Regions from separate parts of the Homo sapiens genome. Here region 1 is linked to region 2. The links are chromatin loops, found by intact Hi-C in ENCODE. Cell type or tissue: K562. All regions are shown on one strand.

Region 1 (8,000 bases), 98 kb before region 2:
TCATTCGTTAATTGAGTCAACAAATATTCCTTGAGCATCTGTTATGGACCAGGCATTGTGCAACGCACTGTCTTCCCACCAATCAAACATAGAAACCCGATAAGTTGGGATATAAAACAATGGCATCTCTTCAAAGGAAAGCCCTCAGGTGGGCAGAAGGTATTCTCAGTCTACTAACTCAGAGTGATTAAACTGTTGATCACCTCTGTAACAAATCCAAGTTGCAGAGAGGTTAACTGATTTGTCAAAGATAACCAGCTACTTTAGTATGTGCAAATGAAGTAAATAATTTTCTGATTTTTATTCTCTGGTTTAACTACTAGATAGATTTTCCATGGTATTTCTCTAATAAATTATTTGTCTACATACTTACGGTAAGGGCACATTTTGACTTTTTTTCATTTTTTAAGAATTTTGACTGATAGTAAACTCACATACACACTCAAAAGTGAATATTTAGTCTGACTTGAGTGTTGTGAATAAGCAAATATCTTCTATTCCAAATTAATGTGGTCAGGAAGAGAGAAGAAAAATCAACGAACTTTAGCAAACTTACAGAATAGTAAACTCCCAAGAGTCCTCAGTCTTGTTAAGGTGAAAAGAAAACGTGAGCCACCATTTAACCATGTTATCACATTAGGGATCAACCATGCATCCAAGCCAAGTTACACCAAGTACAGTGTTAGCCAAGAAACGCTAGCCTTAGCAGAAAGCACTGGGCAATTCTAACACCACTGATGTCTGCAGAAGTGCTTTCAGGAGCTCCATTCAGCAACAGGCTTAAAGGGAATAATTAAAGATTAGGCCTAAGGCTGGGTGAATGCTACTGCCTTTACCAGCTGCCCTTCAGGGCTGACCTTGGAGCTGAAGCACCTGACAGCTGTGAACCAACGTCAGCAGTTGTGGAAACAAGATACCGCAGTTTCTTTACCCCTACCCCAACAGCTCATGCAATTTGCTCAGTTGAAATCTATTTCCTGAATGCCTACTCTGCAGCAGGCATTGGACTGCCTGCTAGGAATACCGTTCTGGACAAGACAGACAACACACTGTCCTTGTATCATCCAGTAGAATCCATGGTATAGGAGTGTGAGTTAGTGATCCAGATATTTCATTCAATTGACTTTTTAATTATATGGAATTGAGCATCCTTTTGCTCTGGTCCCACTAGAGATCTCTTGTCCTGGAAGATGCAAGGAACAAGGACCTCTTCTTCATGGAGGTCCTTGACTGGAGATGTGCCTGCCTACCCAGCGCCTACATGTGGCAGAATGTCACAGAGGGATGTGGTCAGAGTCCCCAGAGCCTTCTTTGGATTTGCAGTGCCTACATGACTCTCACAGCGCTACTAGGAGCTGTTAAATGCATGCAGCCGATCTGGCAGTGGTAGTTACATTTTACCCACCTTTGATGCTCAGTCCCTCCTTGGGAGCTCTCCTCTTCTGCAAGTGACTCCTGCAGAAACCCAACAACATATGTGTCTGTGTCTGGAAGAAACATTAGGAAGAACAAGACCAGGAACATGGTGCTCAGTTCCATGATATATATTTTCATGAGATTCTTAGTTGGCTGCGTCATAAATGTTCAAACTAAACTAACATAAATTACTCTTATTGCTTCATGAATCTTGATCTTTATAAAGGAAGAGGCTTATTTATAAAGAAAAGAGGCTTATTTGGCTCACAGTTCCGCAGGCTGTACAAGGAGCATGGCACCAGCATCTGCTTCTGGTGAGGGCTGCCGGGAGCTTCCACTCACAGAAGGCGAAGGAGAGTAGGCATCACACAGCAAGAGGAAGAGAGCAAGAGAGAGGAGTACCAGGTTCTTTAGATAACCAAGGAATAGATCTACTTAAACTAGTTGAAGCAAAGCAGCATCAAAACTTCTGCCCAAAGAATGACTATCATTGTTAAATACTGAAACAGGAAAGATTCCCTTGTCCGACTAGCAGGGTATACGACAGGGGAGTGGCTGGCGTCTTCAGCGCCCCGCTGCTCAAATCTCTAGGGGACCACACAGACGGGCAGGCTGTGGGGCTCCGACCCCACGGCCTGTGTCTAGGGGTGAATGTTTACAGCTCCTGAAGCCCCAGTGGGAGTATGTTGCAGGGTGCTCTTTTAGTTTGCCGTCCACAGGCAGCTTGTGTTAGGTCAATTAGACCCTCTACCTTGTCGCAAGGACAGAGGAATTTCTGTATCCTGAGGTTTCTAGCCTTAGTGGACTGGAAGAATCGGATCACACGTGGGCTTGAAGAATGGAGTGAGTGCACAGGTTTTATCGGGGAGTTCTCAGCAGATGGGGGAGCCAGAAGGGAGATGGTTTTCCCCTGGAGTCCGCCACCGGCCCTGGCTCTCCTCAGACTGCCCCGGCAAACTCCACGTCGTTCTGCTGGTCAGTGGCCTATCGGCACGCCAGAGCTGGGGCCAGTGCGTTCCTCCGCCGCGATGTGCTCTTTTGGACCTCCAGCTGCTTCTGTCTCTGTCTTGCTAGGGTCTCGGGTGTTTATAGGCCCAGGATGGGGGCGTGGCAGGTCAGTGTGGTCTTGGAAAATGCAACATTTGGGCGCGAAGGCAGAAGTGCCTGTCCTCACCTAGGTCTGTGGGGGTGGAGCCCTAGCCAGGGGCCACGCCCTTCCTCTACCCAGCACTTCTCTTCCCCCACTTCCCTGTCATTTATAGCGACCACACTCTTCTCTTCCCAGCACTTCCGTATCAATATTACTTAAAGCTAGCTTTGAAAATTAGTTGTTTGTTCCTAGAAAGGGTGAAGGACACCAGCTCAGAAGTATTCCTGTTGAGGACATGTGAGATGTCGATGTCAGTTAATCTGTTCCACTGACCCTCAGATAGCCAGACAATTATCAGAAAATTCTTCCTTTTCACTGGTAGTAGGAAAAACACTTCCATGAACACAACTCTCTTCTTATAAAATCAGATGATTATTTGGATATGCTTAGTATCTTTTAAAACCATAGGTTAATATACAGCATAGAAGAAAAGCAATTTAAGAAAAGGGGGGCTCTGAAACTCCAAAGCCCTTAAGACCTTCTTGAAATCCATGGAAGAAAACAAAGGTGATGTTGAATGTATTTCATATTTGGAAATCAAATAATAAGTAAGGGTTCCCACTAAGGTCTGCTATATTGATAATCACTTAGACTTTTTGTGAGCTAAATCTTCTGTGGTTGCTACAGCAAACATTTATTGAATACCTTCTAAGTATGAGACTCAGTACTAGGATGTTTTAAAGATTATACAATTCTTATTTAAGATGTGATATATAGTGATTAAATCTCATTCACAAAAGTAGGGTTTTAGTTGTGCTTGAGCTTATATGTAAAGGTATGTACATATACATGTATGCGGTTTGTTCTTCCTATTTGCAAATGCCCATATTGGGAGAAAATGCCAGTGCCAGTCAAAGCCAACTGAATTGTTGTGCATTGACACATACTGAGAAAAAAAGGGCACAGCAACAAAAATGTTCTAGTCCCAATCAAGCGATAAACAAAATAAACAAAAGATATTCAAATCAACTTTAAAGAACCTGTTTTTGCTGAGTTTTGGAAGAAACATTAAGACAGTGGCTCAAGTTCCCACTTGAACATGAGTGTTTGTTGTTATTTTTAATGCTAGTTTTAAGGTTGAATTCATTAATGTCATGGTTTTGAATAACTTGAATTTTATTTACCTCTGGGCAGGTGAGCCTCCCTACAAATGACCATGATGTAGAAAACACTTGCACACATAGACATATGTGTCACATGGATGTATAGTACACTTCTTAGGTCAAGTTTTTTTTTTTTTTTTTGAGACGGAGTCTTGCTCTGTCACCAGGCTGGAGTGCAGTGGCACAATCTTGACTCACTGCAACCTCTGCCTCCCAGGTTCAAGCGATTCTCCTGCCTCAGCCTCCCGAGTAGCTGGGACTGTAGGTGTGTGCCACCACACCTGTCTAATTTTTGTATTTTTGGTAGAGACAGGGTTTCACCATGTCGGCCAGGATGGTCTCAATCTCTTGACCTCATGATCTGCCTGCCTCAGCCTCCCAAAGTACTGGGATTACAGGCATGAGCCACTGCGCCCAGCCAAGATTTTTTCAGTTCGCATGAGAGGGAGGCCTTTGGGGAGACAGGTGGATACTGAGCTCTTCTTGGTAACAGGAAAGCCATTAGAATAGGAAGCAGTGAATCAGGTGAAGAATCAGAGTGAGGAAGGAGCCAGTGAAGCTGCAGTGGGTCAGAAGCATAGTCACAGGGAGGTTGGGCGTTATCTCAGTGCATTTGCTATAAAGGAACACCTGAGGAATGGGTCATTTATAAAGAAAAGAGGCTTAGTTGGCTCACAGTTCTGCAGGCTGTACAAAAAGCAAGGTGGCAACATCTGCTTCTGGTGAGGGCTGCAGGGAGCTTCCATTCACAACAGAAGATGAAGGAGAGCAGGCATCACTTAGCAAGAGGAAGGGAGCAAGAGAGAGAGGGGAGAGGTACCAGGCCCTTTCAAACAACCAACTCTCAGGTAAGCAAATAGAGCAAAAACTCCTGCATTACCACAAGTGGATACCAAGCCATTCATGAGGGATCCGCCCCCGTGACCCAAACACCTCTCACCAGGCCCCACCTCCAACAAGGGATCAAATTTCAACACGAGATTTGGAGGAGACAAATATTCAAAGTAATCAGGAACTCTGGCAGAACTTCAAATGCCGAGAGTGGAATTTTGAGGTTAAAATTAATGGCCATGATAGTTACTAGAAGCTTTTGAAATATGAGTGGGTTTAATTATTTGACTGAGTTGATGTCAATAGCCTGAGATAGTAACAATGATGATTGTGTGCTGTTGCTGTTCTTCAGCCCTTCGCACTAAGGAAAGTTCTTCGAAGCCCACAGCCAGCTTGCAGGTGGAGAGGGCAGATAAAAAGAAAATGGTCATGAACATAAGCATGATTCTGCCGTTTTCTATGGCTCTGGACAGACCAGTTGCCTGAGATACCTCCAAAATTCATTTAGAAAGATGTGACAAGAAGGTTTCAGTGTTAGAACGTTGACGTCTAAGTTATTTATGGCAGAGTCCCAGCTGCCGCCAGAATTCCCCTTCTTAAAATAACCAACAGGTGGGTGACCTGGTCTTGAAGAACATTGTATCAGAGTATGCATGGGATACAATACTGCCTTCTTTCTTTTCTTGCTTAGGTAGTACTACCTTTAGCTAGTAATAAGACCCCTTGAATTTTGGAATTCAGGTATCAGAAAAAAGCTGCTAGCTCAGTGCCTTTTATATACACATAGGTATTTAATACATGTTTTTGCTTATCGATTGGTAAAAACTCCTAAAGATAGGTGCATGCTTGTGTGTGTGTAATGATTTTTAGAGATTATGGGTTTGGAACTGTCTTTGTTCTATTTAGATCAATATGATCATCCATTTATCTTGCTCTTCTTGTTTTTTATTGACTTTTTTCCTGTAATGTATGTACCAAAAGTATTTGCTGTTGCATCTTCTTAAGAGAATGCAAACATGACCGTGTTTCCTTTCTCTCAGAAAAAATGACAATTCATTTTCCAGAAATCATTTAAATTAAAATTGATGTTCTTTGGACATTAAAAAAAGGGGTGGGGCAGCATGAATTTTTTTCTTCTTGTAGTTTGACTGCTCACTGGCAAGAGGAGAAAGCCAGTCCTGAAGCCTGGGGTTGCTAGACTGGCCACCTTTCCCTCCTGTCTTTCAGCATGCCCTTTTAAGAGCAGGAAACATGAAAGGGTTTGGCTCAGACCCCAATTCCACTAAAGGCGTTATCCAATTGGCACTGAGGTCTGTCTCTGGCCTTGGTGGCTTCCCTGATGGCTGTAGCATTTGTTCCACAGCAATGACATTCAAATCCCGAGAGATGCATGAAAACACAAAAATAATGTGTGGTGAGGAAACAAGTCTCCTAACTGGTTCTTCAACAATCCTCCTTTGTGTCAAACCCAGATTGCATTTGGTTGGATGCAGGGACAATGCTAGGCCATGAAGAAAACAGAGATCAAAGGAGATGGGATTTCCAGAGGCTAGGAACAGAGGCCCTCCAAGCAAGAGAGGCACTCACAAAGTCAGTGAAGCTGTGGTGGTAATCTTGGTTGTAGGTGAGGAACCAGAACAGACCCCAAGAGTGGCAAGGGTCATTCTGGAAATGTACAGCTTAAAGAACACAGCTAAAATCTAGGGTAGATAGCAAGGTGAAACAGAGAGCCCATGAGCCTTGGAATCAGAAAATCAGAATTCTGGTCTTAGTCTGTCTCCAAGCAACTGTGAGTTCTTGGCCAGATAGTTTATCCCATCTGAGCCTCAATTTCCTCGTCTCTGAAGTGTAGGGTTTGGATTAAATGACCTCTTAAGTGCCTTTAATTTTTTATAATTATATGCCTGAGAGAAGTTGTCATTGTAATTTGGCCCTATTGGGGTTATGTTTTTTAAAGCTTGATAACAAGGAAAGTTTGCATGACAAAGTATACTTATCTGATTTAGAATTATTATTTCCTTTAATGTTTTCACATTACCCCCTTGGCGAGGTTCATTAAATTTGCCATGTGCAATGGATCTAAGGATTCTGATCCTGATACAATAAGATGTCTATTGAGCATCTCAGGTTGGTTATCAGCCCATTCTTCATTGCCTGTGGGTGACAACACAGAACACATGTTTATCATTCATCTGACCAGGATCCTTGCATCAGATTTTCAAGAAAGTTACAGGAGCAGCCATGGTCAGTGATAAAGAAATTGTTTCACTGAAAAATAGATAGGCAATGAGACATCCTTTGGACAGAACCAAGCAAAACTGGATTTTTGGACCTTAGATTTAGAATATAATCCCTCAGCTTGAAAGGGTTAATATAGGCCTTAGAAAGCATGTTGATATACATTTTTAAATTGATAAAGACCACCAAATTCTCCTCTTCTGGAGGAAGGTGAAGCTCAGAAAAGTTGAGTGAATTCTCCAGAGAAATATAGCTGGTTAAGGCAGGACTGAGGCTCAGTCTAGGTTATTCCACTCTCTATTCAACACTTTCTCTCTTTTCCCCATCAGTTTTTTTTTTTGTTTGTTTGTTTGTTTTTTGATGGAGTCTCACTATGTCACCCAGGCTGGAGTGCAGTGGCACAATTTCAGCTCACTGCAACCCCTGCCTCCCAGGTTCAAGTGATTCTCCAGCCTCAGCCTCCCAAGTAGCTGGGACTACAGGCTCTCTCCACCACGCCAGGCTAATTTTTTGTATTTTTAGTACAGATGGGGTTGCACCATGTTGGTCAGGCTGGTCTCAAACTCCTGACCTCAAGTGATCCACTCACCTCGGCCTCCCAAAGTGCTGGAATTACAGGCGCAAGGCACTGTGCCTGGTCCCCCATCAGTTTCTTCTTAACTGAACCAGCCATATTGGAATATTGGAAGCTGGAAGACATCAGTCTCCTAAGTGGTGGCATCAAAACCTGCACAGCTGAGGGGACCTGGGCAAAATGGTCAAATAGGAACAGCTCTGGTCTGAAGCTCCCAGCAAGATTAATACAGAAGGCAGGTGATTTCTGCATTTCCAACTGAGGTACCTGGTTCATCTCATTGGGACTTGTTAGACAGTGGGTGCAGCCCATGGAGGGCAAGCCAAAGGGGGGTGGGGTGTTACCTCACCCAGGAAGTGCAAGGGGTTGGGGAACTCCCTCCCCTAGCCAGGGGAAACCATGAGGGCCTGTGCTGTGAGGAATGGTGCATTTGAGCCCAGATACTATGCTTTTCCCATGGTCTTCATAACCCACAGATCAGGAGATTCCCCTGGGTGCCTGCACCACCAGGGTCCTGCGTTTCAAGCACAAAACTGGGCAGCTGTTTGGGTGGACACTGAGCTAGCTGCATGAATTTTTTTCATACCTCAGTGGTCCCTGCAACACCAGCAAGACAGAACTGTTCACTCCCCTGGAAAGGGGGCTGAAACCAGGGAGCCAAGTGGTCTAGCTCAGCAGATCCCACGCT
Region 2 (8,000 bases):
TCGCAGGTCCTGAAAGCTAGCCCACCGTGAGGCCAGGAGGAGGTGTTTTAGAAGAGAATAAAAAACTAGGATCAGGCACTGATACGGGATGAAAAAGACGAACAGAGACTAATGATGAAATAGAATAAGGGCAGAGGAGAAGTGTGTTGAGTGTGTGGGCAGAAGCACTAGGAAGGGCAGGATTGTAGAGGCACATATGGTGTACAGGGGTCCTGACACAGCCGTGGCAAGGAGATGCTCAGAGCTTCTGTGGCCAGGACACGATCGTTGCCTAAAGAGAACAGCTGCGAGGGACATTGTTGACGGAGAGGGACAGAGCGGTCCTGCAGCTCTTTGGGATAGGGAAGTAATTCCTTCACTGGGGCAGTTCTTTGTACCTATGGGAAGTTCCGAGGTCAGTATTCTTGTTTAAGAATATATTGAGGTTATTGAGATTCCATATTATTACGGAAATAATAGTTGTGACATTTAGTACTTCTGTTAAAATAATAATCAAGTCTACATATAATAATATTTAAAAAGGTTTTATATGTACAAGTAAATTTTTTTAATCAAAGGAATTTTCTTCAAATTGGACTTTAAAATAAAAATGGAGAAATATGGGCATTAACTGCAAAGATATGAAGGACTAAAATTTCAAAATCTAAAAAAAAATCTTAATTTCACTTAATATTCTAGAATACACACATTCTGATCAGTTTCTGTCTACAAGAAAGTGGAATAGCTCTTGTTTTTTGTTTTTTTTTTAAATGGCGTGAGCCCGGGAGGCGGAGCTTGCAGCCAGCCGAGATCGAGCCACTGCACCCCAGCCTGGGATTAGTTTTTAAATGTTGATACAGGTATAATAAAAAGATCGGCTTTTTATTACAGTTCTGTAACTGCAGAATGGTTGATGGAACCTGCATGTCCATCACAATCAAGATGTGTTTTCTACTGGCTTTGATTGGGGGATAGCTGTGCGCAAAGCAGAGGCCCAGGCCCTGTAGACATCACAAGAGAAGACACACTTCTGACATGCACTTAATACCACAGTTCCCATTAAACCAGCGCACTGAACATAAAACAACCTGACCCAGAGTAACATTTTATTTTATTTTATTTTATTTTATTTTATTGAGTTACAGAGTCTCACTCTGTCACCCAGTTTGGAGTGCAGTGGTACAATCATAGCTCACTGCAGCCCTGATCTCCTGGGCTCAAGCGACCCTCCTGTAGCTGGGAGTACAGGTGCCTGCTACCATGCCTGGCTAATTTTAAATTTTGTTTTATTTTATTTTATTTTGTAAAATGGGGTCTCTCTATTTTGCCAGGGCTGGTCTTGAACTCCTGGGTTTTCCTCTCACCTTAGCTTGTAAAGTGCTGGATTACAGGTGTGAGCCACCACGCCCCGTCCTTTTTTTTAATTGGAAAGATAATTACAACAAATAACTATATACACGCATATAGAGAGAAGAGACGAGTTATCCATAAAGGCAGAATAAATAGGTTTGCCATTGGCATGTTCCTAAGACATTAATAGAGTAAGCTATATTTTCCCTAGACTGTTTATACTTGTGTCATAAACACGTATGTGTCACAATACTGTGAACCACTGCATCACACCCTCCAACACACTCACACACACACACACACATACACACACAGAGAGAGAGAGAGAGGGAGAGAGAGGGAGACAGAGAGAGAATGAGTCTGTTCTCATATAGTTGTTATATTAGCCACAAGGTTAATGATAGACTTCCATGATCGCATTATTCTTAATCTTCAGTGGACTGGGTAAGGGATATCCCTCCACTTCTGACATTTATTTGGCAAACAAAATCCAGCTGCTGTTCCATGATGCACCATTCCAGCGACTCGTCAAAACTCATCTCCAGAGCGAATTATGCCCCCAAGGAGTCGAGTGAGTCACACCTTCCTTCATCATTTATTATCAGCTCCTAGATTCCTTATTTAATTCCCAGAAAGTCCAGGCTTTTTGAAATAGAATGTTGCCTTGAAATAATCAATATGAGATTAAATTCAACTCATGAAGATTGTTCAACACAGAGACATTTGCAAAAGACGATGATTTTCACGTGGCCGGGTGTGGTGGCTCACGCGTGTAATCCCAGCACTTTGGGAGGCCAAGGCAGCGGATCACTTGAGGTCAGGAGTTCCAGACCAGCCTGGCCAACATGGAGAAACCCTGTCTCTACTAAGAATACAAAATAGCCAGGCATGGTGGCACATGCCTGCAATCCCAGCTACTTGGGAGGCTGAGGCAGGAGAATTGCTTAAACCCTGGAGGCAGAGGTTGCAGTGAGCCAGGATCGTGCCACTGCACTCTAGCCTGGGTGACAGAGAGAGACTCCATCTCCAAAAAAAAAAGAAAATGATTTTCACACAGCTGGAACATGTTTTTTTAAGAACATTCATAAAAGTAGTATCAAGAACTACTATTAGTAAGCTGTGTTCACAAAGAAAAATATTCCGCTATATCTGCACCTAAAGTCCTGTCCATACAAGATCCAAAAAACAAGACAGGAAGGGGAGGATGAGCTATCCAGTGGTTCTCAAATTGTGGGTGCCAAGATCCCCATAACATTTTCAGAGGCTCCTCAAGGTCAAAACTGTTTGATAAGAATGTCAATATGTTACTCTGCATTGTAAGTATCATTGTCCCACGAGTGTGTAGGGTGTAGTAAACATGAACTGTGACATCACAACCAGCTCAACTGACTGAATACAGAAACAGATATGAGAATCAAGCTCTCTTCTCTTAAGCCAGATATTAAAGAGATTGGTAAAAATGTAAAACAATGCCATTCTTCTTCCTCATTATTGTTGTTTGGGAAAATAAAATTGTTTTGCATAAAAATATGTCATCTACATTAAAATAATGGTTTATTACTGTTATTTTAAATGAATTAAATAATAATTGAAAAGATTTCTCAGCTTTAGGCTGGGCACGGTGGCTAATGTCTATAATCCCAGCACTTCGGGAGACCGAGGCAGGTGGATCACCTGAGGTCAGAAGTTCGAGACCAGCCTGGCCAACATGGTGAAATCCTGTCTCTGCTAAAAATACAAAAATTAGCTGGGTGTGGTGGCGGATGCCTGTAATTCCAGCAACTTGGGAGGCTGAGGCAGGAGAATTCTCGAACCCAGGAGGCAGAGGTTGCAGTGAGTTGAGATCATGCACTCCAGCCTAGGAGACAGAGTGAGACTCTGTCTCAAAAAAAAAAAAGGAAGGAAGGAAGGAAAGGAGGGAGGGAGAGAGAGAAGGAAGGAAGGAAGGAAGGAAGGAAGGAAGAAAATATTTCTTAGTTTTAATTTCGAATACAATAAATATTGATAGAAACAGCCTGCATATAACAAAGCTCTCGGGGGTCGTCAATTATTTTTAAGAATGTAGGTTTCCTGAGACCAAAAAGCCTGAGGATGGCTGAACTCTACAAATGGCTGAGTACATTTACTGTCAATTTGGAAGCATTCTCTCCTAAAAAATAGTGTTTCAAAAAAATGTTTTCTGTGACTCAGAGGGGAGTTTTCCATAGAGAAGCTTCTTGCCTGGCTATCAGTTGGCTGCACCTGAGCTAGTTTCCATCTGACCTTATCTCTAACATCCTCTATAGCTCCCTTCAGGCAAACAAAGTAGAAGGACTTGGTGGGGGCTCGGACCCAACAGCATATTATTCTTGGAAAAGACTTGCTCTGGGTCCTGGGCCTCCTCAAAGCTTAATCAGTTTAAGCCAGTGCTTCCAAAGAGGCCCACCTTCTCCACCTGCCTGTCTAAAATTCATCATATTTGAGCTTTTCTTGGACTACAAGCGGCCATTTGAAAATAAGTATCTTCTGATTGCATCGGAATTACCTGGGAGGTTTTTTAAATATGAAGGTTCCCAGGCCTCATACTAGACCTAAAGAATCAATAGCACAGAGCTGAAAGGAGCATGTCTGCTCTCTGTGACAAGCTCCCTCCATGACGCGTGATGCACACTGTCCCCAGAAGGCACAGTCTGTGCCTGGAGATCAAAGGAAGCTCGAGACCGGGGCAGCCCCCAGCACCTACCAGTGAAGTCAGGCCTCGGAGGGGGCCCAAGCATACAGGAGCCGGTGCAAGGAGAGGTGGGCCAGGTGCTCCAGGGCCTTGGAGAGTCTTTTCATTGGGAATAGTGACTAATAGAAGGTAAGAGGAAGAAAAGGGAGACCAAAACGGAAGAAATACCAGGTTAAGAAGGAGGTTCCAGACATGAGGGCCCAGGAGGGCTAAACTTTGAACATTTCACACCCCCAGTTTTGTTTAGAGCCAGCTCCAAGCCTTGATTTAGTGAAGACTCAATTTAGACTCTGAATTCAGTCCAAAAGGCCAGCTCTGATGAAGACTCCCCGGAAACATAAGCAGAGAAAAAAATAGATTTTTTTAAATTTTTTTTTAAATTTTGTGGGTACATAGTAGGTATATATATTTATGGGGTACATGAGATGCTTTGATACAACCATGCAATGTGAAATAAGCAGATCCAATTACATTCTTTAATAAACAATTATTATTGACTCTAGTCATCCTATTGTACTATCAAATAGTAGGTTTTATTTGTTCTTTTTTTTTTTTTTTTTTCATATGTGCCCATTAACCATCCCCACCTCCCGGCTACAGAGAAAATTTTAAAACCAGAAAGAGTGATCCTATAAATATGATCTAGAATGATTACATAAATAAGCATGAAAGTGGTCATGGAAAAAGTTAGAAGATCCAAAGTCAACCACATTTTCACCTACAAAGTATGTTTGGAGGAAGAAATTCTGTGTCTGCATGTTCTCCTGGCCAGGTGGTACAGGAAGCAGGGAGCCAGAGGGAGAAGGTTCTAGGCTCTAGGCCTGGCCATTCTGCCATTACCTATTGTGGGGTATCTTATAAAACAAACAAACAAACAAAAAACCTCATCCAGAAATAGCCTAAGAGTATGTATGCTTTACTCACTTTCTTTGCTGTTGGTGCCATGGATTAGTCAATGATGCTTTAATGCAAAATGGTGAGAGGTGACAGCGTGCTGGTAGTCCTCACAGCCCTTGCTCGCTCTCGGCGCCTCCTCTGCCTGGGCTCCCACTTTGGCGGCACTTGAGGAGCCCTTCAGCCCACCGCTGCACTGTGGGAGCCCCTTTCTGGGCTGGCCAAGGCCGGAGCCGGCTGGCTCCCTCAGCTTGCAGGGAGGTGTGTACCGAGAGGCGCGAGCGGGAACCCGGAGAGGAGCGAGCCAGAGAGGCGCGAGCGAGAGAGGCACGAGCGGGAACCCGGGCTGCGCGCCGCGCTTGCGGGCCAGCTGGAGTTCCGGGTGGGCGTGGTCTTGGCGGGCCCCACACTCGGAGCAGCCGGCCAGCCCTGCCGGCCCCGGGCATTGAGGGGCTTAGCACCTGGGCCAGCGGCTGCAGAGGGTGTACTGGGTCCCCCAGCAGTGTCAGCCCACCGGCACTGCGCTCGATTTCTCGCCGGGCCTTAGCTGCCTCCCCACGGGGCGGGGCTCGGGACCTGCAGTCCGCCATGCCTGAGCCTCCCACCCCCTCCGTGGGCTCTTGTGCGGCCCGAGCCTCCCCGATGAGCGCTGCCCCCTCCTCCAGGACGCCCAGTCCTCTTGACCACCCAAGGGCTGAGGAGTGCGGGCGCACAGCGTGGGACTGGCAGGCAGCTCCACCTGCAGCCCCGGTGCGGGATCCACTGGTGAAGCCAGCTGGGCTCCTGAGTCTGGTGGGGACGTGGAGAACCTTTATGGGTAGCTCAGGGATTGTAAATACACCAATCAGCACCCTGTGTCTAGCTCAGGGTTTGTGAATGCACCAATGGACACTGTATCTAGCTACTCTGGTGGGACCTTGGAGAACCTTTATGCCTAGCTCAGGGATTGTAAATACACCAATAGGCAGTCTGTATCTAGCTCAAGGTTTGTAAACACACCAATCAGCACCCTGTGTCTAGCTCAGGGTTTGTGAATGCACCAATCGACACTCTGTATCTAGCTACTCTGGTGGGGCCTTGGAGAACCTTTGTGTCCACACTCTGTATCTAGTTAATCTAGTGGCCACGTGGAGAATCTTTGTGTCTAGCTCAGGGATTGTAAATGCACCAATCAGCACCCTGTCAAAACAGACCACTCGGCTCTACCAATCAGCAGGATGTGGGTGGTGCCAGATAAGAGAATAAAAGCAGGCTGCCCCAGCCAGCAGTGGCAACCCGCTGAGGTCAAGCTTCGTTTTTTTTGCTTTTTACAATAAGTGTTGCTACTGCTCAGTCTTTGAGTCCACGCTACTTTTATGAGCTGTAACACTCACTACAAAGGTCTGCAGCTTCACTCTTGAAGCCAGCGAGACCACTGAGCTCACCGGGAGGAACAAACAACTCCGGACGCACTGTCTTAAGAGCTATAACACCGCCAAGGTCTGCATCTTCACTTCTGAGCCAGCGAGACCACGAACCCACCAGAAGGAAGAAACTCGGAACACATCTGAATATCAGAAGGAACAGACTCCAGACGCGCCACCTCAAGAGCTGTAACACTCACGGCGAGGGTCCGCGGCTTCATTCTTGAGGTCAGTGAGACCGAGAACCGACCAATTCCGGACACAATAGTTTAAAACAAGCAGGTTCTATATGCAAACCCTTCACCAATTTTTCAATTGCCCTTTAATTGCAAATTGTTTTCAAAGAAGGCTTTAACCTGGTGGCTCTTTCATTGGTTCCTTCTGTTCCTGAGCATCCTGTGAACATGTAGACCGTTCACATATTCATTTTTAAGCTAAAAATATTGAATTTCAGGAAAGGCCTAGCGAATTTGGGAAAATGTAAGTAAGGTAGAATCCAGTTTATGGGATAATTTTTGGATGCGAGAATACTTTTAAACCTTCACTTATGATTGTTATTGCACAAACGAGATTGGTCTGCCCTAGCAAGTCTCACCGAGGTTTTGCAACATATTTACAAGTACAAATCTGTGTGGCAAAGAGTACTTTTTGTACTATGGGCAGCTTTGATAACAAGCGGAGGTAGGAGGAACTCAATTTAGCCCTATCTGTAGTGCCTTCACAAAGAAAGCTCTTGCTCTTTGCCTTAACCTTCCCCACGTTCAATATAAGATAGAAAAAGGAAAGAAAGATTTACCTTGTACAGGCCTTTCAGAAGATAGACTGCGGAATTACAGAATGCCTAATGAGAAGCACAATTCTTTTCTCAGTGGTTTGTTGCTAAGAAGGATCCATTGTTCATTTTGTTGGAAGATATGAGATGCTTTTGACTACATCAGATCTATTTAATACATGACCTTTTCAGTGATTTCAGCAGTAGATACTCCTAAAGCATTATGAGACATCTTCCATAAACATTTTTTCTCCCCAAATCAGTTTTTAGAGTACTTTATGTATCTGTTACGACATCCCTAGTTTCATAAAAGTATATAATATCAGTGATCCAGCTGGTTAGAACCATCAGTACTTCACTTTTGATGAATTATTTTTTAGTCCCTTTCTATTCTTTTTATCCCCCACCTCAAAGGAACTTTCACATGATAGGTACTCAGCAGATGAAGGAATGCCCTGTATGGTAGCGTAGTTGAACATGACATGTCAATGAAGTATTTAAGATGATTCAGAGAGGTCTCTCTGGATGACATGCTCAAGGTAGGTGAGGTCCTTGGTATAACGGAGATCTCAACCTGTATCTAATGTGGTGAAGGGTAACACGGGACCATGGAGAGGGTAACACGGGACCATGGAGAGGGTAACACGGGACCATGGAGAGGGTAACATGGGACCGTGAGGCACCAAGAGGCAGACTGCACTCCATGACCCTGCTGCCTGTTGACATGCTGGGACAGGGAGGACCTAAAAACTCCATGTTCTCGGCTGGGCACGGTGGCTCACAGCTGTAATCCCAGCACTCTGGGAGGCCGAGGTGGGCAGATCACCTGAGGTCAGGAGCTCGAGACCAGCCTGGCCAACATGGTGAAATTCCCTCTCTACTAAAAATACAA

Evidence for each region. Hi-C counts contacts between places; a loop is a spot of excess contacts. Peaks named below come from ENCODE experiments on the same cell type or tissue, not always from the same donor. Only the 100,000 strongest peaks of a DNase experiment are listed, where the experiment ranks them.
Region 1: a loop joins it to region 2, with 2.7 times the contacts of the local background. A loop is called at or near these places in 1 of 110 quality-filtered maps.

Annotation. Positions count from the first base shown.
Region 1 is chr6:11,829,409-11,837,408 of GRCh38, forward strand. No RefSeq gene overlaps it. Among named protein-coding and RNA genes, the nearest start is that of ADTRP, 55 kb to the left of the region's middle. RefSeq lists silencers at 4,424-4,653, 4,501-4,691 and an enhancer at 4,914-5,213. In K562, no CTCF peak of the experiment used is centred here; a DNase peak (open chromatin) is centred at 4,933; H3K4me3 peaks cover 488 bases.
Region 2 is chr6:11,927,828-11,935,827 of GRCh38, forward strand. LOC107986570 (a long non-coding RNA gene) reads left to right here and starts at 6,203. Exons shown (of 4, transcript XR_001743976.2): 1 at 6,203-6,564. RefSeq lists a silencer at 7,802-8,000. In K562, no CTCF peak of the experiment used is centred here; DNase peaks (open chromatin) are centred at 2,629, 3,614 and 4,004; H3K4me3 peaks cover 490 bases.